Linked DNA regions of Homo sapiens: region 2 is linked to region 1. Evidence: chromatin loops called from intact Hi-C (ENCODE). Cell type or tissue: gastrocnemius medialis. All regions are shown on one strand. Each heading gives the region's core, and the rest is flanking DNA. Links, peaks and the distances in the headings are about the cores only. Region 1 has its middle 43 kb from the start of WSPAR. Region 2 has its middle 110 kb from the start of WSPAR.

What was found. A loop is a pair of places that touch in the nucleus more often than their neighbours do. Peaks named below come from ENCODE experiments on the same cell type or tissue, not always from the same donor. Only the 100,000 strongest peaks of a DNase experiment are listed, where the experiment ranks them.
Region 2: it touches region 1 in a loop (7-fold over the local background); 2 of 110 quality-filtered maps call a loop at or near these places.

Annotation. Positions count from the first base shown.
Region 1 is chr5:133,865,378-133,876,456 of GRCh38, forward strand. No RefSeq gene overlaps it. Among named protein-coding and RNA genes, the nearest start is that of WSPAR, 43 kb to the right of the region's middle. In gastrocnemius medialis, for the core only: CTCF peaks have their summits at 3,982 (motif pointing left) and 4,183; DNase peaks (open chromatin) are centred at 3,974 and 4,384; H3K4me3 peaks cover 632 bases; H3K27ac peaks cover 826 bases.
Region 2 is chr5:133,795,962-133,807,040 of GRCh38, forward strand. It overlaps a transcript of FSTL4 not described here. Among named protein-coding and RNA genes, the nearest start is that of WSPAR, 110 kb to the right of the region's middle. In gastrocnemius medialis, for the core only: no CTCF peak of the experiment used is centred there; a DNase peak (open chromatin) is centred at 6,610; H3K27ac peaks cover 1,388 bases.

The sequences.
Region 1 (11,079 bases), core at 3,035-5,534:
GAAGCAGCTGATTTGCAACCTCCTCAATGCCACCCGGGCTCTGGAATGAGAGGCCCAAGTGCCTGTGAGAGGTGGGGGAAGGTGGCACTGCACAATGAGGGGCTGCTGGAAATCTGTGGAAGAAGCACTGGATCCCCAGTGCCCTCCTTGCTTTGTACAGCTGAGAGCTGCTCACCACACCCACCTCCCCACTTGTCTCTGGCAGGCTGGAAATTTGCCCTCAAGACAGGCTGGTCCCCAAGGGCTGCTTTCTGGGACCCCAGGCCCAGCTGAGTGCAGGGCTCATCCTAAAGATAAATGAAGTGGAAGTCTACTTACCAAATGGCAAGAGTCCCAGCCCCTCTCCTTGCCTAGTTCTGATAACCTTGGTGAACTGGCTCACAGGAAGATTACAACCTCAAGAAAAGAGACTTATAGATACAGACAGACAAGGGTCCCCCTTTCTGGTGGGTTGTCATGTCCACTCAGAACCTCAGAATGTGACCTGCTTTGGAAAGAGAGTCTTTGCAGATATATTAATAGTTGAGGTAAAAACCAAGACGGGATCATATTGGGTTAGGCTGGTCCCTAATCCAATGAGAATGTCCCTATAAGAGACAAAAAATGGACAGAGAGAGACATGGGGAAGGCAGTCGTGTAAAGACAGAGGCAGAGACGGGAGTTGTGCTGCCATGACCCAAGGACACTAGGAGCCACCAGCAGCTGGAGGTGGCGGCCCTGCCTGCACCTTGATTTCAGATTTCTGGCTTCCAGAACTGTTTATAGTCATTTGTTGCAGCATTTTTAGGAAACTAAAGATATGATACCCCTCAAATCCAATTACCCTCTGCAGTGAAGCCCACTGCTAGACAGAGCACAGGCGTGCACACACATCACACACACACACTCTTCTATTCCACGCTTTAGTGCCTCACTCTTAAATATATGCACAGCTCTGCAGAGCTGTAATTTAATAGGATACTCAACTTTTTCCCCAAGGGAGTGGGGCACAGAGTTCAGACAGCACTGAGGTCTTCTTCCTCCTTGCTGCGCTGCTGCCTGGGCTTGCTTCTCACCCGAGGAAGGAGAGAGAGCGTGAGCCTCCATAAGCAGCATAGCCTCTCTTCCCTGCCTCCCTCCCGTAAGAGCCAGGGACAGCACTCCCCAGAGCCCAGAAAATCCTGGCAGCCTACCCACTGGCTGCCACCCCTTACTGGCCCATCTCCTACAACACAGCCCCCATCAGGATAAGCGTACCCTGGCAGCTCTGTAGAAGATGCAGAGGCCATACCCTGGGGCCACAGGGATGTGAGGGACCCATGGGGTCTGCAGTATCTGTCCTCACTTTCCCCTCTTTGTGTACACTGCCTGGGCCTAGAGACTGCCCCGTCCTGGACTCACACAGATCCCGGAGGCCTGAGCTCCATCCCCGGCTGAGGGGGTGAAAGGCCATAAGGCAGCCCCTGGCCCTGCCGGAAACCCAGAAAGCCAACGTCACACTCCCCAGGTACTGCTTTTCCTTCCAGAATAAGGTGTAGTGTCCCTTTCAGCATCTGCAAGGTGAGAGGCTAGCCCTCCCTGGCTTCAAGCTTTAGGCTGGAGCCCCTTGTCCTCCAATCCCTTCTCCAACCGCTCAGCCCTCCAGGTGGGGGAGCAGCTCCAACCTCAGAGGGCTCCATAGTTCTGCCTACAGGATGCCACCCCCTTTTGGACATACCCTGCTCAGAATCCCCAAGCAGAGAGACAGAGAAGGAGCAAGTGCAGACACCTTGCTCTGGCCTCTCAGGCCCCCTGTGATCTGACCTCAAAGGCACTGGCCCCTCTTCTTGCACCCCATGCAAGACAGCCTGGATCACTCCTAACGTTGTCGTCTTTTCCTATCTCTGAGCCTTTGTCCTTGCCACTGCCTCAGCCCAGAATGCCATTCCCCTTCCTGTTTATCAACCCTGCCCATACTTCTAGTAAGAAGTGGCTCAGCTCCAGCCCCTACTCTTAGTCCCCAACACCCCTATGATTTTTCTTCGATTCACTGAGATTAGGACTTGCTGAGGCCCAAGCTGTGTACTTGGTCTGGGAACACAAAGACTTAAGGATGAGACTCCTGAAGTGGCGCTTGAACCACATAATCCCATGAGCCGATTCTGTTTCCTCCACTGGACTGTGAGCTCCTTGGGGGAGTTCCCTCCCTGCTCAGCACACACAGCCACCCTCAGGGAAATGCAGCAGCTACTTCATGACACACATGGTGAACACACAGGTGGAAACATGTCCACAGACTCCCTGATGGCCAGCACTACAGTCTGCAGAGACACAGCTGACCGCATGCCCTACTTTGCAGATGGGAAATGGTCCTTTGAGAAAGGAGAAGAGGCTCCTGGGGGGAGAAAAGCCCAAAGCACTCCTCCAAGGATAAAAGGGATGGAAAGTGGAGCCTTGAACTTAGATCCCTTGGGGCCCGGAAGCCTGGGTTCGCATCAAGTCAGGTTCTTCCCTGCCCTGCCCTATCCTCAGGCCTGCAACACACACCCTAATCTCATTCTTGCTCTCAGACTTTTCCCTCCTCTTCTTCATAACTTGCCCCACTTCCTCCAGAAGCCGTCTCCAGCTCACTCAGTCCCAGTCCAGGCAGATCTTGCCATCTGCTCGTCCTTACAGTAAGCTTTCCAAGGCCACAGTCCTGCCCTCAAGTACAGCCAGAGCCTGGGATCCTGTTCATGACCTCAAAAGGTGGCCCAGGCAGTGGGGGAGCTGCTCGCTGGGTCCCTGGGTGACATTTAGCCCGCCTCTCTGATCACTTGTCCTGTACATTAAATATTAGTACCTCGGCTCATCCAGGGTTACTGAGGCCTTTAGGTGTGCCAGGCACAGTGCTGGGTGCTGAGGGAACAGCAGAAACCAGACACGCTGCACCCTGTCCTCATGGAGCCAACAGCCCAGTTTGGAAGATGGCCAGTGAGCAAGTATGCAGAGCTCAGGGTGAGAGCCGGGCCAGTACCATCCTGGGGAAGGTAGCACCATTTCCATTCCATGCTCTGCCTGCTCCCCCAACTTTCTTAACATGGAAGGGAAGTTGTCTGGGACCTGCAAACTACAACCCGTCCCAGCCCCACGCTCTTAGCCAACTTGGGCTCTGGTAGGTGTGGGGCAGGGGGTGGGGAAGGGAGGGGGTATGTATGCATGCGTGTGTGTGTGTGTGTGTGTGTGTGTGTGTGCACATGCATGCATGTGCCTGTGTGCATTTTCAAATACTTTCAACTTTGCAAAATAATGACATCTCTAACATAAAAACAGAAAGCCCATCAGCTGCAATCTGCCATTATATTTTTACTGGGACCCTCGTTGATCAAGAGTGTAATCTGTAAGATAACATAAGTGCTAATAATATTTTCCAGGGAAGCATTTCTCACTGTTAAGAACACAAAATGCTATTAGGGGGTATATTTGTTAACATTGATGAGACATAGATTACCCAGCTTCTGCAACAAGATGGGAACAGGCTGATTCTTTTCCCCTCTAAGCTGTTCAACTTCCAAAAAAAAATTAGCATAATGTGCTGAACGTTCTATACAATTCTAAGTTAATCTTAAAAACTCCTTTGTGATTCCTCTCCCATTAAAGACTTTAAATATCTTTATTCTCTTTTAATAGAGCAATTCATCAATGTATTCCTCTCAAAGGTAAGTAATATAGAAATATTAGATGGGGGCGATGGGTGACATGTTACATAAAAAGGAAGGCTCCATCAGAATGAATACGCTAATTAATACCGTACCTGGCACTTAGTAGGTACTTAATAAATGGATATTATATTACTTGATTGATCGAAATTCCCTAACATTTATAAAATAAAGCTTTTCAATATCATGTCAAGATTTTTAAAATACGAAACGCTTTATCATCATTTCCTGTTTAATTTTGAAGTTGGGTAGATTCTCGAAGCCCTTGCGTGCGACGGGCTTTCCTGCCTGGGCTTGGATCTCAGACTTTTGACAGAGCGCCACCTACTGCCCGAGCCTCACCACCTTCTCGCAGACCCGCTATTAATAAAATCGCCACAAGAAAAAGTAGAAAACAGTGTGTTTTATTCTCAAGCATTCAGCCAGCCCTTACTCTGTATGTGGCAGACCCTGGGGGAACAGACAAGACAAAACGCATCCCTGCTCCGAGATGTTCAATCTGCAAGAGAAATGACCAAGGAGGCAGAGCTAAATGGGGTGACATCCACCATGGGATAAGTCACAAGACAGAAGCCCAGGTCAGCTACAGACCCCCAACACTTCCCACCAGATGACTGGCCATGAGCAGGCAAAGCCCTCTTCCTCATCCACTCAGATCTCTTTACACACCCAACACAGCTGCCAGGTCCCTCCTGGTCCTGACCTCTGGGTGAAGTAACGGTCCTCGGCCAGCACAGTGACGATGGCTGGTCACTCGGGACTTGGATGCTGGCCATTAAAGCTGCACTGTGTGCAGGAAGACTCACAAGGAGCAAACAAAGGCTTTGGCAGCTCTCAACTCAGGCCTGCTCTCTACATCGCAAACAGGTTGTATTCCCCATGTTGGCCCGAGATACAATTAAGCTATTGATCCTTGTGCAAAATGGGCATTGATAAATCAATATGGAGCTGATGCTGTAGATAAACAGCGCGAGTCATCAGCAGGCATGGCATGTGTAAATGATTCGATACAGATTGGTATCTGGGGAAATTCTCCCTCAATATGGCCGAGAATGCCGAACGCTGTTAGGATGTGCAGCAGCTGCTTTTGCCCTAATTTATTGCTGTTGTCTTATTTACTCAACAAGAAGAGACTGAGCTCCTTCTGTGAGCTTGGCCATGTGCTCAGTCTGGGGACACAGGGACAATTGAGCCTCCCCATCACCATCCCCCATGAGTTCATGACCCAGGGCAGAGCTGGTAGAATTCTCCCTGCCCTCTGGAAGGTGGAAGACCTGAGTCAGGGTGGTCCCCTGCTGAGTACTCACTATGTGCCAGGCCCTGGGCTGGACATGCTATAGACAAACCTCTCAGTCTCCTGATGAGGACTGAGATAGAAGTTCCTGGCTCAGTTTTACTACTGAGAAAATTGAGGTATAGAGAGGTTAAGCAGTCACATAGCTAATAAGTGGTAGAGTGGGGATCTGAACCCAGTCTGCCCAGTTCTAAAGCCTAGATTCTTCCCTTACCTGGTTTATACAACGAATATCTTAGATCTGATCATCAAACAGGCTATTTCCACAACCAAAAACCATTCTCTCATCACAGGCAGCCAAGTGGCATTGACCACATGAGAATGGGGACACCTAAGAGCAGCCTTGCCTGACCTTGGAGGCACAGGTTGGAGGCCAAGGCCCCTAGCAGGTGGGTAGAGCAGGAATACAGTCACAGACACACAACCACAAACCACATCTCCCTTGCTAACAGAACCCTGGTGCTGTCCAGGCATCCATGCAGCAAGAAGGCTGGCCTGTATCCCAGCCCCACAACAGGATGTGAAGCTGGATTAACCTTAAACCAATTAGGGCAGTTGCATTCCTTTTGCTGATGACTAGCAAAATTCTGGCCAAGGAGACACTGCTCAGGAGAACAAGTCTGCTAGAGAGGCTCCTGGGAACAGAATGGTTTCTTAGCTCTTAAATAGAGACACAAGAATCATTTTTCACCCACCATATTGGCAAGAACCCAAAAGGTTGAGAACACATGCTACCGGTGTGGGGAAACAGGCCACTCATACGTCGCCGATGGGAGTACAAACTGATATCAATCCCCATCTCCCAAAAAAATTCCTCTAAAATAGCAGTATCTTAAAGTGACAGAAACCCACAAGGACAAAGAAGAGAGAACATGGTAGAAAACAAGTTATATCAACAAGACTTTGGATGCTGAAAAGCAGACGCAAGAGCTGACTTAGCAGATCAGAAGGAGCTGAAACCTAAGCCTCAGTTTGCATGAGTGAGTCCATTCAGAATCCAGAAAACCCAGGAATTGAGAGAGCACCAACTTCCTCAGAAGGCAGAGACATAGGTGGGGCTGAAAACAGGAGGAACTTAACACTCAACAATAAGAAAATAAACAACTCAACTGAAAAGTGGACAAACGACCTCAACAGACACCTCATCAAAGCTATGCCAAATAAGCATATAAAAAGGTGCCCTACATTATATGTCATTAAAAAAAATTACAAATTTGGCCAAGCACTGTTATTACTTGGCTCTTGCCTGTAATCACAGCACTTTGGGAGGCCAAGGCAGGAGGATCATTTGAAACCAGGAGTTCAACACCTGCCTGGGTAACATGGTGAAACCTCATCTCAAAAAAAGATTTTTTTTTAAGTAGCCTGTAGTCCCATCTACTCAGAGGACTGAGGCAAAAGCATCATTTAAGCCCAGGAGGCCAAGGCTACAGTGAGCCCTGATTGTGCCACTGCACCCCAGCCTAGGTGACAGAGCTAGACCCTGTGAAAGGAAGGAAGGAAGGAAGGAAGGAAGGAAGGAAGGAAGGAAGGAAATTCCAAATTGAATCAATGAGATACCACACACCTATTTGAATGGCCAAAACCCAGAACATTAGCACCAATGCTGGTGAGGATGTGGAGTGCCAGGAACTCTCATTCATTGCTGATGGGAATGCAAAATGCTACAGCTACTTGGGAAAACAGCTTGGCAGTTCTTACAAAACAAAACAAAACAAAAAACAAAAACGAACAAAAGAACATTCACAAAAAAAAAAACGGTCTTGGAAATTAAAAATATGAGAGCAGAAATGTTTTTATCAATAAAATGTTTGAAAAATAGAGAAAATCTCCATTAAAATTAGGGGCAAAGTAGACAATAAGAAAGATAAGTAAATTCAAGGATAAATCTAAGAGGTCCATCATTCAACTAATGAGTTACAGAAAAAGAAAATAAAACAGAGAGGATGCAGTTATAAAAAATAATATAAGACACTGCTCCAGAACTAAAGGGACTGTATTTCAAGATTTTATGGATTCTCCAAGTGCATGGCACCATGAATTATACCTAAAAAAGAAAACAAAAATATCCCAAGGAACATAATCATGAAATGCAGAACACAGAAATGGAGAAAAATCCTAAAAGCTTCCAAAGAAAATAAGCAGCTCAAATACAAACCTTGGAATCTGAAAGGCATCTGATGTCTCAACAACAATGGAAACTAGAAGACAATGGAACAATGCCTTCAAATTTCTGAGGGAAAATGATTTACAATCTAGAGTCGGCCATACTGTCAATCAAATATGAGGCTAGAATAAAGACATTTCAGATAAACAAGGTCTCAAACACACTTACCACCTTTTCACCCTTTCTCAGGAAGTTACCAGAAATATTTTCCCCCAAAGAAGAGAAAGATCCAAGAAAAAGCATGATCCGAAAAAAATGGAATCCAGGGTCCAGGGAATGCCCTGGTTGATGGTGACAAAATTCTAGATTGAAAACCTGCTAGAGAACAGCAGTCTAGACAGAGGTGGGGCTGGGAGGCTCTGCAGGGCTGTCTGAAAAATAAGAAAACAAATAAAACAAGTAGACTGCCTGAGGTGTTTGAAATATTCAGAGATTTTCAGTTCTGTCATGGAGTTTGGGAAATAATTTGTAATTGGTACCTATAAAACAAACAAATGAAAAGAAATGGGGCAATTATTAACTTCTGAGAAAATTAAAAGTTGTACAAGAAAGAAAAATATAATCACAGTACTACATATGGCTCGCTGTGAATAATGGCTACATAGTCATAATAATGTAAACATTGAATATTGACTTAGCCCAAAATGAAGATTTAACATTCTCAAGAGGCCAGGGGAAGGGGAAGATTGCGGGGGCCATGGGGGAGGCTGTGCAGGTAATACCAGTAAAAAAGCCTTCCCTTCCACAAAGGGAAGTCAATTGATCATCTCTAAAGTGGAAAATAAAAAAATAAAAACATAGCAGTTACATCAAGTTTCATAAAAATACAGAGAAAATACAAGAAAAACTCAAACACTGAAAACAGGTGAAACCCGGGAGATGGGAGCAGGGGGTGAGGGGACGGGGCACTACCATCTTTCATTACAAGCCCAGTAGTTCTATTTTGGTTTTGTTTGTTTGTTTGTTTGTTTTCAGTATTCTGTTTTGATACCTATATACACAGAACCTGGATAGAATATTAAAGAAGAAAAAACCAGAAAGTGTTTGCTGATCTCCTGGCATGCAGTCAGATCTGCATCCCCTTCGAGGCTGAGAAACAGCCAAGGACCCAGCTCCTGGCCTCTGGAACTTATTAGTCAGCTGACAGACAAGACCAAGAAAGAAAACAGGCTGTTTCAATGGTGCACTGTTACAGTGCTACGGCAAATATCATGCCTCTTTGCTCATGTATGCAGGTATTTCTCTAGGCCAGAGATCTTGAAAGCTGAGTGGTTGGGACAATGGTGTACTTGATTTAAATTTTAATAGATACTGCCAAATTGCCCCCTCAAAGGCTGTACCAGCATACACTGCCACCAGCAGGGATGCAGAGTTCTCCCTTATCCTTGCTGACACTTGACAATAGCAATCTTTTTAATGTTTGCCAAACTGCCAGGTGAAAAAATTGCATTTCTTCTTTTTAAATTTGCACCTTCATGATTACTGGCATACGTTCTATAGTAAATACACAGGGAATAGTGTGCAACAGTTAAAAAGGGTAAGGTGTTGGCAGGACAATATCTCCAAAATGTATTGTTGTTATAGGACCAACAGGTTCCTGTGTTTGCTGCTCAGTAACAGACCAATATACTGAGACAGTAGGGTTTGTGGCAGAGAAAGAATTTAATGATCACAGAGCACTGAGTGAGGAGATGGGAGGAGACCCTCAAATCCATCTCCCTGAGGAGTTCTGGGCTGGGGTTTTTAAGGGGTTTTTTATGGAGGGTGAGGGGCTGGAAAATTGTAGTCATTGATTTGTCAGGGTAAGGGGGATTGAATCATCCAGATGAGGAAATTGCATACTTTGATGAGTCAGCTCCTGTGGGGCTCTTCACACCAGCTGACATCAGTATTGAAAGAATATCTCATTGAAAGAATATCTCAAATGGAAAACAATGTTTTATAGTGTTCAAGTTGTTGTCTGCAGAACAGTTAAGAGGAACTACACTCTTGTAACAGGATCTACATCATTCTAAGTCAATTGGCACCAAACAACTATGAAGAAGCAGGAGGTCAGAGAACAAGCTGACCTCATGATCAATCCTGGGTGTGCTGCAAGCTTGGTTTATTGTCATTTCTCCCTCTCCCTTCTTTTTTTTTCCTTTGAGACAGAGTCTCACTCCATCACCCAGGCAGGAATAAAGTGGCATCATCTCAGCTTGCTGCAATCTCCACCTCCCGGTTCAAGCAATTCTTGTGCCTCAGCCTCCTGAGTATCTAGGATTACAGGCACACATCACCATGCCTGGCTAATTTTTTAATTTTTAGTAGAGACGGGGTTTCACCATGTTAGCCAGGCTGGTCTCGAACTCCTGGCCTCAAGTGATCTGCCCTTGAGATTACAGGTGTGAGCCCCTGCACCCGGCCCTCTCCCTTTTTTCTTAATTTTATAAGGTTTATAGGCACAATTTTATTGTTCAGTGAAGCAAACAAGTTGCAAACAATATGTAGCAAATGATACGACTTATGTTCAAAAACACGAAAACCTGTGTGTGTAAATTCTTACGAAGAGGTATGAAACAAGACAGAACAAAGCATAACTGTGGCCCTCTGTGAGAGGGAGAGAGAGAGTCAGACTGGTGGGTGAGAGGCAATGTTCTCAAGAGAGACTTTCACCTTCTCCATAAGGATAGATGGAAGCAATTATACGGAAGGAAAATAATTTTCCTTCTACTTTTGTGAGTTCTTAGCTAGGACTGCTGTAACAAAAGACAGATCAGCAAGAGAAAAACAAAAAAAAGCTTATCAATATGTATATTTCATATACACATGGGCAAAAAGTCAGGGAAAGAGTAACTCTCAAAGAGGTGGTTTCAACTCTGGGGTATATAGCATCCTAACAAAGAACAATAAATTTTTAGAGACATGACAAGACAAAAGAAAAAAAACCTTGAGTCTCTAAAGGAGGCAAATTGTGGGAAGGCAAATATATGGGAAACAAGTGGTAAAGACTAATTACTAAATTTGGGTACATAGATTCCTCTGGTGCAGTCTCCTGACTAATCAAGGTCTAAATTGTATTTTGTGATCAACCTTTGTCCTTCCTGGTAGAGAGGGGAGGAGGGACACCTTTGTAAATGTATGTCCTGTGTTAGGCAAAGATGAGGAGGGCAGAGAAACTGTTTGTGTAAATTCATGGGAAAAGGTATGAAACAAGACAGACCAAAGTGTAACTGTGGGCTTCTGTGAGACGGGGAGAGAGTAAGACTGGTGAGTGACAGGGAATATTCTCAAGGGAGACTTTCACTTTCTCCTTAAGGATAAATGGAAGCAATTGTAGGGGAGGAAAAATAATTTTCTTGTATCTGCTTCATCTCAATTGCCTTTAGCTCAAAATAATCCTTATGCCAAAGTGGCATTTTGGTGGCTGGCATATTCTGTGACCCTTTGCAACATAGCATAGGAATCAAATGCATAGGCTCTGGCCTGCCTGGGTTCTAGGTTCAGCTGTGTGTTCTCAGGCAAGGGTGTCCATGTTCTCGTGTATAAAAGAGAAATAATACCTACCTCGTGGGATTATATGGGGATTAAATGTAGTATACATACACATATTCAAACACACAAATGTCTAAAATTAGGACTATATGTTAGTTTTTATCATTCATACTCTGATTTCTTATCAAGAATTAATATACTTATCACGTAATCTTTTCATCTTAAAGAAGGAAAAGAAAAAAGTGAAACCAAGTTCAGACAAAATATAGCAAAGAGCTCAACCAAGCCAAAAGTTCACACCCACAGTACCAATCCAAAAAGAGCCTGTTCAGCATGGCCACCACCACCAGCTGCCAGAGAGGACCAAGGTGAAGGGCCCAGCACCCTAGGGTTGGGGTCCAGAGCTTGGCCCTACCCCTTACCAGTTGGGTGACCCTGGCCTACACATTCCCTCTCAGAACCACAGTCTCCTAACCTGTACAATGCGG
Region 2 (11,079 bases), core at 5,339-7,838, 67 kb before region 1:
CCTTGCTCAGTGTCCAACGTCCCTGCCCTGCACTTCCACCCTCTTTTCTCCCCTGGTCACTAGTCCTTCTGCTCTTCTTACCAGCCCCCCTCCCACTCCTCCAACCACTTTCCCATGTGCTCCTTATACAGCTGTCCCTCAGATAAGGACATAAGTCTTATTTGAAACGACAGAGAAATCTGTGCTACTGGAATGGGAGAGTTCCCTGAACCCCCACGCAGGACATGCGACAGGGGTGTAGCTCACCTGTTCAGTCACCGCTGCTGCTCAAATCCCTTATGGGAGGGGGAGCACACAGGCAGACCAGGTGCAGGAGCCCAGGTGGGCTTGTGTTACAGTATGCCCTTTCAGCCTTGCTGTCTGCGGACAGCTTGACTGTCAACCAGCTCAGTGGGCCCTCTGCCTTTCTGCAAGGGCAGAGGGCCAGTGTGACAGCTTCCTGTATCCCGAGCTCTGGTCCAGCATCCCAGAAAAATCAGGCCACACACAGACTCGAAGGATGAATGCAGGAGTTGTATTGAGTGGTGGAGGTGGCTCTCAGAGGGATGGATGAGGAGCCAGAAGTGGGGGATGGAATGGGAAGATGATCTTCCCCTGGAGCATGACTGTCCAGCAGCCAAATCCCTCTCCGACCACCCCCAACCAAACTCCCCTTGGCGTTCAGACATTCCTCCTCTTCTTTCTCTGCCGCGTCATTCCGCTGTTCTGCCATCTGTCTGTCTGCTTGTCTCATCTCCTCACCTACTCTGGAGCCTGTGGTTCAGGGCTTATATGGGGTACAGGATAGGGGGCATGGTGGGCCAAACGGCAACTTTTTGGGGATGAAAACAGGCATGGCTGTTCCCATTTAGGGCCTCGGGTATCCAGGCTTGAAGGTGAGGCCTTTGCCAGGGAATCGCCCTGGGTAGAAGTGTTTCCCCCTCCTGTCTGTGTCACTGCCAGATTCACCAAGTCAAAAAGTGTTATGAAATCTTGGAGATGAACAGTGCCCATCCTTGGCTCCACTGAAGAGTAGACTGCATTGAGCCCAGGAATCCTCAGTCCCCTTTACCACCCTTCCTCTTGTTAATGGAAAAAGCAAACTCTGTAAAATATTTTAAAGAGATTTATTCTGAGCCAATATGAGTGACCATGGCCTGGCAAAATACAATCCCCAGAGGTCCTGACAAAGGGCACCCCAGGCAGTCAGATTCCAGTTTGGTTTTATACATTTTAGGGAGGCAGGAGTTACAGGCAAAGACATAAATCAATACATGGAAGGTAGACATTGATTGGCCTGAAAAGGCAGGATGTCTTGAAGCAGGGGCTTCCAAGTTTAGGTGGATTCATGGATTCTTTAACTTGTAGTTGGTTAAAGGAGCAAGGCTCTGTCTAAAATTTGGAGTCAGCAGAAAGGAATGTTTTGAATTAAGATAAGGATGCTATGTAGTAAGACTGATGACCTGCAGGGTTGACTTAATCCTTGCCTTGCATGGCCTTAGATGTTGTTTAAAATTTGGCATTATTGCCACAAAGGCTCTGTTCCATCTGTCTTAGGATCTCTATTTTAGCATTAATGCTGGTCAGTTGTGCCTAAACTCCAAAAGAGAGGGGGTATAACCAGGCATGTCCAGCTTCCCTTCCCGTCATGGCCAATAACTCAGATTTTCAGATTTCTCTGGGGTCCTCTTGGCCAAGAGGGGGTCCGTTTAGTCCTTTGGGGGTGCTTAGGATTCCATTTTTAATTTACAGTCTTCTCAGTTCTCCGTAGGAGTCCAACTCAACCTCCTCCTTCCCCAGGACTGGGGTACCTTATCTGCATCTTCCATCATCAAATGCCCCTTGCTTCAAAGACCCATCTCATACCCTGAGCAGCGCTTTGCTCCCCAAACATGTCCTGAGGTCAACCAGTCCCGCCGCAGGGGACCCAGCCAACCTCCTGCTTCAAGTCTCAAGTCAGTCTGCTCTAAAAACAACCTCGTGGCCCCAGAGCACAGCCACGAAAACCCAGATATGCTAAACTTCTCCCCACCCCCACAAACACACACACACACACCATTGTGCAAGGACAACACTGGCCCACAGGCTCTTCCTTCACACAAGAGTCCAGCAACACCTATAGCTGAGCCAAAGCAAGTGCAACTTGGCTCATTCCAATCCTATGTGGCCCTCCACTCATCTGTGAGCACGGGCCCATCCCAGACCCTACTGCTCAGCATATTTGCTTTTTCTCAGGTGATTTTCTCCTTCTGAGGTTTCTTCCCCTCAGGCCAAAAATAAGTAAAAATAAAATTTTAAATCATACATTTTGAGTTTCCAGAAGATGGGTTCTAGAGGTTTGGAATGTTATAATCCTTGAAATTCAGCTACTTCAGCCATCTCGCTTCCCAGAGGAGCAAACTCAGGGTGAGAGGGATGAAGGGAGCTGTGATTCTCAGAGGGAGGTCTGTACAGGGAAGTTTTTTTAAAAAATGCCAGATTTTATCATTGTGGACAAATGAACTCTTCTCATATATTTGTTTCCTGGACATGGTTTTATGTTAGCTAAGCTGTAAGACTAGATTTAGAAAAAAAAACTTAAAAAAAAAAAAGACACCAAACTGCATTTAACTAAGGGAGAGCTGAAACAGAAACAAGGGACGCCATGTACAGGTACTGGGCTCCCGCTTCTCTCCCAGTCAATCCTCATGCACAGGGCTCTGACCTAGACAACCTCACGACATCCTGCGGTGGCCATACCCAGCCATAACCGAGAACATCAAGGGACAACCGAAATCTTAGAAAGCCTCTCGTCCCCGCTCAGTTCTGTGGGCTCCTACAGCCCTGTACTCCCCAAACCCATCACCCCCATGCCTACCAAGTAGCTGTCGGTTCTGTCTGCCTCCCCCACCCTGAAGGCACAGACCTTAGTCATTGTATCCCCAGCCTCCTACGGTGGGCCTAGGACACATTAATTAATTTATTAATGGAGGCAGGGGAGGGAGAGAGAAAGGGAAGGAGAGGATAAGGAAGGGAGGGAGGGAGGGAGGAAGGGAGGGAGGGAGGGAGGAAGGGAGGGAGAGAGAGGGGAAGGGAAGGAATTAGAGGGGAGGAGAGAGGGAGGAAGGTAGAGAGGAAAGGAGGTGGGGAGGAAAGGAAAGAAGGAGGGAAGACAGGGAGAAAGAATCTAGCCAGCCACCCCTGACTGGCGAGACACCAGCTTCCCTGGGTTCCACGTGCCCCTCTTCCCCTGGGCATGTAAGCTAATGTTCACAGGTCTTCTAACACTGGGATCTTCCCAGCACCCCGTGGGCACCAGGCCCAGAGATGAAACCTAGTGGGGGAGTCAACACCAGGGGTGAGCCATCCCTGCAGACCTTTCTGGTCTGGCACTCTGAAAATGGCCCACTGTGACCAGCACCCATTCAAGCTAGTTTCAGCAGAAAAGAACTTATGAGGTCACTAAAGCATCCCACGGTGCTCAGAGACTCAGGAAAATTCTAGAACTGAAGATGGGTTAAGCCACAGACACTGCTTCTCATCTCCATACCTCCGAGCTCCTGACAGGTGAGCCACTCTGCCCTTCCAGAAGTCCACCTGTCTGCAACCCCACGCTAGGTACAGGGCTCTGAGGCAGGCCCTGGGAGCCCACTCAGACTCAGAGACATGGGGTACCTGTGGCTGGCAGCCACAACGTCTCTCCTCCTACCCTGCCCCCAGCAGGAGATGGTTGTGTGCTATCTGCAAATTCTTACCCATCTCATCTCTCTCCCAGGCTGCAGCTGGTAACGCCTCCCCCTCCTGGCCCAGCTTGCCTAGCTGCCCTCACCTTGACAACCACAGAAAAGCCAAAGACTGCACACATGTGCACCACACTATTTATCCTCCTGCCTGTGTTTGCTACAGTAGCCCCACAAAAAACATAACAAGGCCACAACAGAGATGCGACACGTGCCATGTACCAACTCCCCACACTTCTCAAGGAGGAAAGGCACCTGGTGATGTTCTGCAGTTCATCCCCTGCAGCACCTGAGCACCCTTCTCTCTCAGCATACATCCCTGCCTGCTGGAGGAAAGCCAGGGACCTGCACGAAACATCAGCACGCGGCGTCCCAGCCCATGCAGTTGTCATGGACAACAGGAGTTCAGAGGAAAGTGTGGGGCATGTAGACCATATGGGCTGCAGGAATTCAGGTAGCTATCAGAGTCCAGGATGATTTAGGGAAAGGAGTTTACAAAACAGGCTTATTTTGGAAAGGTTGGTGCTGAGAAGCAGTCCTTCCAAATATTGGGGGGCAGTCAAAGCAAGGGCAAAGAGATGCAGATGGGATAGAGACAGTACTCAGGGAGGGGACAGGGAGGAACCACCTTCCTGGCCAAGGCTGGTGAGGCAGTCTTGCACCAAGGTTTAGGGCAGGGGTATCCAATCTTTTGGCTTCCATAGGCGACATTGGAAGAAGAAAAATTGTCTTGGGCCACACATAAAACACACTAACACTAACGATAGCTGATGAGCTTTAAAAAAGGTCGGTGCATAAATGTCATAATGTTTTGAGAAAGTTTATGAATTTGTGTTGGGCTGCATTCAAAGCCATCCTGGGCCACAGGTTGGACAAGCTTTGCTTAAGGGGAACAGGGACCAACCGCTTCCTCCTCCCACTGCCCTGCAAGCTGGCATTTTCTCCTTCCCCTCCCCCTGCAAATGACCAACTTTCTCAAAATAACTACTTCGCAGCCCTTTCTTGAGGGGCTTTTAATGGCTTTTGAAATATAAGCCCGGAGCTACAAATGCTGCCTGGCCAATTTACTCGAATGCTTCACCTCCCCAGACATTTTTTCTAAAATGACTTTCCTTCTTCCACCACAAACAGAGCCTTTGGAGCAATGTGCCTTTTAGTCAACAATTATAAGAAGTTTTAGAAGTCACTTTTAAAAGGCTGTCATGGCAAAGCTGCTCAGCTATATCTCTATTCCTGAGGGACTGCCTGGTGGTGGCAGGAAGCAGGCACCGGTGGGAGGTGGGGAGGTGGGGAGGTGGGGAGCAGCCTTCATCCATCACGCTGCCACGACAGGCCCTGGCACCCGGGGGTCCTCGAAGTACACATCTGCAGCCCGGCAGCACTGGCATGATTTATCGCAGGCAGGTTGTCGCCTTCACCTGGTCGGGTTTCTCCGTTTTCTGGTTGCTTCTCCTCTCACCGACCTCCAGATATTTCTGTTCCTCGGGCCCCAGGCCTGGTCCATCCTGACCCCACACATTGGTGCCCACTGCTGCGACTTTGCTCACTGTCTCTGAACCAACAGCTTCCATGCCTGTGTCTCCAGCCCAGACCCAGAGACCAACTGCTTTTCAGGCATCTCCTCAAACTCAATGCCGAAGAACACGTGTTTATTTCCTCCCAATCAGCTTCTTCCCAGCCTTCTGCACCTCAGCCAGTGGCACCACCATCTCCCCAGGCCACAAGCCTTGCCATCACCCTTCATTCCTCTCTCTCTCCACACCACCGTGTCCCAAACCAATTCCATCCATGAGACCAGTTGGCTTTACCTCTTAACCACATCCTGAATCTGACGCTCCGTACCACCTCTGCCGCTTCAGCCTCCTGTAGCAGCCACCATCTCTCACCTGCACAACAGCCTAGCCTCCTTTCTTTCTGCCTCATGAAGCAGTTAGGGAGGCCATCCTGCAGTGAGCATAACCACAGCGGTGTCCCCGCCCCACTGCCAGCCAGGGCCTTGATGCGAGGGGTTCAGCCCAGGTGCAGTTAGGGGAACCCCTTCCTCCCCTCCAAGTTATCTGGGGCTGAAGAGACAAGAGGAGGCATGGGGGAGCCAGACAGTACCCATTCCTCTGATCCTCTCCACTGAGGGCTCTAGTGGGACAGAACCAAGTTCATACTCCCAGGCGAGCTGGAGGTGGCAAGTGGAGACCCTCAGTCATTGCCCCTTCCAGCCAGCAGCCCTGTGCTCTCTGGTCAGAGCCTGGGCATGCAAACACACCTCCCTGCTCCCTACTCCTTTCATCTCATCAAGATCCAAAATCCAGCCCATCCTTCCTCTCTCAGCCTACTGTGCCCTTCTCAAGGGAGCCTCCTGCCCCACAGACTAGGTCAGTCCTGAGCTAATCTGAACACCTGTGCCTCTCCTTCAGAGCACTTAGCTCATTGCTGCTAAGTAATATGTTAACCAACTGGGTAATGTCTTTGGGTTGAACACTTGACTTCCCCGGTGGACTTTTAAACTCTGTAAGGGCCTGGACTGATTTTGTTTACAATTAATCTCCAGGGCCTGGCACACCGTAGGTTTTCAGTAAATATTGACCAAATCGATGCATAATTCTGCAATTCCTAAGGAGGAGGTTGATGGGAACTAAGGAATCAAGGAAAGAGGAGAGAGAGGGAATGTTTGGATCACTCCTGGATGGGGTGTTTTCAACATAAAACCCATGCAGCTGAAAGGTCGTTATCTTCAGACACAGTATCCAGGGAAAAACCAAATATGACATTGAAAATAAGCTCATGGCAAATACAACATCACTGAAGGAAGCAAGAACCTTTGTAATGCTCCAGGGAGGAGTCCAGCCGCCGTCATCCCCAGTCAGCCTGCAGGGCGCTGGCCAGCCTTACCAGAGCTGGGAAAGGGCCTGGCTGGACTCCCAGCTACACACATGTAAGATGATGCTGACCAAACTGAGGGCCTCACACGGCATTTGTTCTCTGCACAGAGCACCATCATCCCAGCCCAAGCCTCTTCCTGTTCTATTTATTTCTGAAAATAGATTGCTGTACCTGCAACTTTTATTCCTTTGGGGAACCATCCCTTCTGCTCTCCTTGTGGTCCTGTGGGACTACCAGTCACTGTTTCCCTCCTCTAGCCCCAGACTCTCACCACAGAGGTGGGCAGCTGTGCCCAGCTGAAAGAACTACAGTGCCACATCTCCCCAAACACAGTAACTGGTATAGGTGTACACAACTTAGCAAGGCGTCTCATTTCCAGGCGCATATACATAGGTGTGGAGAGGAGGCTTGCTTTCCACTGACTGCCAAGCTGGGGCCACGTAAGCCTGGAGTTGCTAGCAGCCATTTTCCCTGACTATATGAAGGAAGCCCACCTGTAGTAGGGGAGAATTAGACTCACACATGAACAAACAATCAGATAGAGCAGAACCAAGAGAAGGAGGAGAGAGAAAGACCATCATTTGTGTTGCTGGATCTGACCTTACCTGAAGGCAAGCACCCCTGAATGTCTCACTTTGTGAGTCAAACAACCTTTTCAGCTTGAGGGGTTTGCCTGTTGTGTACAATCAAGAATACCAATGAATATAGCTTTCTTCCTGAGACACTCCCCCAGATTGACCCACATACCTGAGCAAACTCACCTCCTCCAACTCCATGCCAAGTGTCTAAGGTGTCTAAGATTATAGTCTGCATGTAAGAGCTGGCCAGGCAACAGTAAGCTAGAAGAAGGGAAATCACAGTTGGGCCCCGCCTCTATACTTCAACCCAACCCCCAGGGATATACCTCCCACTACAGGCTTTTGTTTCCCCACCTTAGGAAGCTTGGAATACAAGAGGCACAACTGTCATCTCCCCAAGTCCAAGAGCACCTCCTGGAGTCCCAGACCGTCTCTCCTCCCAAATGGGAAAAAGTCCTCTGCAAACCCACTATTCACCCCACCCTAAGTGGCAGAAACATGGGGGCAGAAGCATGGTCTTTCTGGGTGGAGTAGGGATGCTCCTCTAAGTGGTACTCCCACCCACTCTTCATTTCTTCAAAAATTGTGTATTTAGTCCTTACCTTGTGCCAGGCACTATGCTAGGCACTGGGGCTACAAAGACCCTCATGCCAAACTGTCTGTTGTCTACCTGGTATCAGTGAGCCTTCTTCTACACCCTCTTCCACATCCCAGGAGTCCCATATCTGCAGGGTTCCAATTAGAGTATACCAATGAGAGGCGCTCATGTGAGATTTGGAGGGCAGAAGAGAAAGAGAAGCCCTGATTTTCAGGTGGAAGCTATGAGCCAATGAGTTGAGGTTTCACCAATGGCCTCCAGGTTTCCTCTGCGAATCTCCTGCTTCAAGGCTGGAGGCAGTTGAAATCATCAGCTAGCTTCCCACAAGATGCTTACATTTCCAAATCCTGAATGTAGCCTTTCTGAATTTTGCTTCCCCCATCCCACCTCCAACAATTGGATAAGCCTCTAAATCCCTATATTCAATCCCTTTCTGCTCAAAATGCCTGGAAAGGTTCCTGTTCTCCATGCCCTAAAGGACCTTGGCCTTATCCTGGATAAAGGCAACAAGACCAAAGTCTCCCCACAGTGGCCCAAAGGAAAAGTTGGGTCTCTCCTGGCACTTTGGAGAAAAGCCTTGCCTGGCCACATTGTCCTCAGGGCCTGCCACGATACTGCATGGCTGATATAGTGCAGTGCCCACTACACCATAGCAAGTCAGCACAGCCAATGACTGTACAGTCACTGAAAACCCGGCAAACCCTTATAGGATCACACCAAGCAAGGATAAGTGAACTTAACCTAGTGGGTATACTATGGCTGAAAACACACACACAGGGAGTAAAACTATATCTCTGACCCCTAAACATTGAAAAGGGCAGAATAGAACAAGCCATGAAACAGTCTGATTCCTTGTTAACTGATCTGCATGATACCCAGAAAGGGGTGCAGGGAAGTCATTTATGCCAGACCCAGTCACCCACTGTCACCTGTGTGGAGCCCTCCTTGGCTGGGGCTTCCACTCCCTTCCTGACTCTCAGAACTGCACATGTTGGGCCGAGGCAGGTGTATCATGAGGTCAGGAGATCGAGACCATCCTGGTTAACACGGTGAAACCCCATCTCTACTAAAAATACAAAAAATTAGCCGGGCATTGTGGCGGGCGCCTGTAGTCCCAGCTACTCGGGAGGCTGAGGCAGGAGAACGGCATGAACCCGGAAGGCGGAGCTTGCAGTGAGCCAAATCGTGCCACTGCACTCCAGCCTGGGCGACAGAGTGAGACTCCGTCTCAAAAAAAAAAAAAAAAAAAATAGAACTGCACATGTTGGGACCCTCTTCACAGCCCCTCAGGCAACCTTCTCCTAATGCCACCTCTCTCTTAGCCCCAACCCCACTGCCTCCTTGGTTTCTTAATTCCCTCTGCTTGCCCCTCCCAGAATCCCTCTCTTGGCCTCCTCAGTCTTCAGACTCAGTACTCCTTCATCCACTTCACCCACCTCCCCTCATTTCCCAGCCCATTTCCCCATTGAGCTTGAGAGCCAGGCCCCTAGGGAGGCAATGAAGGTCCCACATTCAAAAATGCACCAGACAATCATGCCCCTACTCTGCCAGGAGTCCACCCTAGGCATAACCCCATGCGCTATTACCCGGAAAGAGCCTCCGCCTCCACTCCCTCCTTCAGCTGCATCACTCAAGAGTCCCTTGAGCTATCCCAACTTGGTGTATGCCCCACAAGGAAGGTTTGTGCCATGCTCCAGCCAGAGGGTGGAGAAGAGGGAACAAAAAACTCAAGCTACCACATGTGCATATGAAAAGAAATGTGCAGAAATGTGACTATCGTATCCAGAGTGGTGAGAGGATGGGGTTGTTTCCTAAGATTCCCTGTTATTGCATGATCTTTTCAGTAAAAAGAAAATAAATAGAAAGAGATCACATGATCACTTAAATCTTCCTGAAGGTGTGTATGAGTGCTGAAATTAGCACATGTGGCACTGTGGGAGAAGAATTTTTCCAAGCTCTCCTCTCCCAGATAGCTGTTCCACCTCCAGGATGTCCTGTGCCCTGCTCTGCTCAGTTCTCCCAACATGCCTGAGACTTCCATGGTACTATTACTGGAGCACCATTTTGAGTTTGAACTGTTTGGAGACTGTGGGTGTAGCCCTGCACCAGCCCTCAGTTCCTTGCCAGACTTCTCAGCTCTGGGTCACTGTTGTGAATCTCAGTGTCATCATCTCTATGTGGCAGAATGTGCAAACTGAGTTAACACCACAGTCAGGCTGGGGCCAGACCCCCCAACCCCCGATCAGAAGGTTCCAGTTCACCAAGTTGCCTGCATCCCCATGTATGGGATACCGCCTAATGAAATTTGCTGGAATCACCCCAGCCAATACTGCTAACTTTTCTTTTATTTTCTATTCCAAAAATCTGTCAAACTCATCATCTCTGGCCCGCAAAACAAATTTATTTTTTGAGTCATGTAGCAAAAAATTGAAGTTGAAATGCTGCGAGGGTAGAGGCTTTTGTCTTGGTGTCGGACGTCTGTGAAATCTAATGGAGTCGTTCTTTGACAACATTATCTGTGTTTGGTTAATTTGGTGGAGTAGACAACGTCCTCCACTGAACAGGAAGAATAGAATGCACAGTCCTAGGAAAGCAGAGAGTTGGCCCATGGTAGATAATTTCCTTCCACTATTCATCCTGCAGATAGGCACTCAATTACAGAGGTGCTCATAGGTAAATTTCCATTCATTCTTTTATCACCTTGCAAATGAAATAGTCATTTTTTAAATAGCATGAGCAGAGATGCATGTCAGTAAACAAAAGGGCAGGCCTCCTTATCACAGTATATTTTGTCCTGATTATTTGTTCTTCTATCCCGCAGAAAGCTCTGCATCTAATTCACAGGTTTGGCCACCTCTTGCCAACTTGTTCTTATTAATGCAGCCCAAACTGGGTTGCTGATGCACAGTAACAGGAACAAACCTTTCCTGAGCTCGACGTTCAGGGGCCTCGGCCCAGAGCTGAGCGGATGGAGGATAGGAAGTGCCCCTGCCCCTGAGAACTGCCTGAGTGCTGCTGGGTGGCTACTGGTACCAATTACTGGTATTAGCTTCTGGTACCAACTATGCTGCCCCATAACTGCTTATTTTCTGAAGCAGGACTCGGAGCAACCTGGAGGGGGGCACCCTGCTCCGCATAAATGGAAAGACAAGTACCCCAGATGATCCTCCAGGCAAATGCCACCTAAGGGAGCCCAGTCTTTGCAGAGCCCACCTAGTCAGGGCGATGCCCATAATCATGACTGAAAGGACTTATGAGGATGCTCCAGGGAACATTTCAGGTGTGGACTGTCAATCACGCCCACATGCTATGAATATGCATAAGTTTC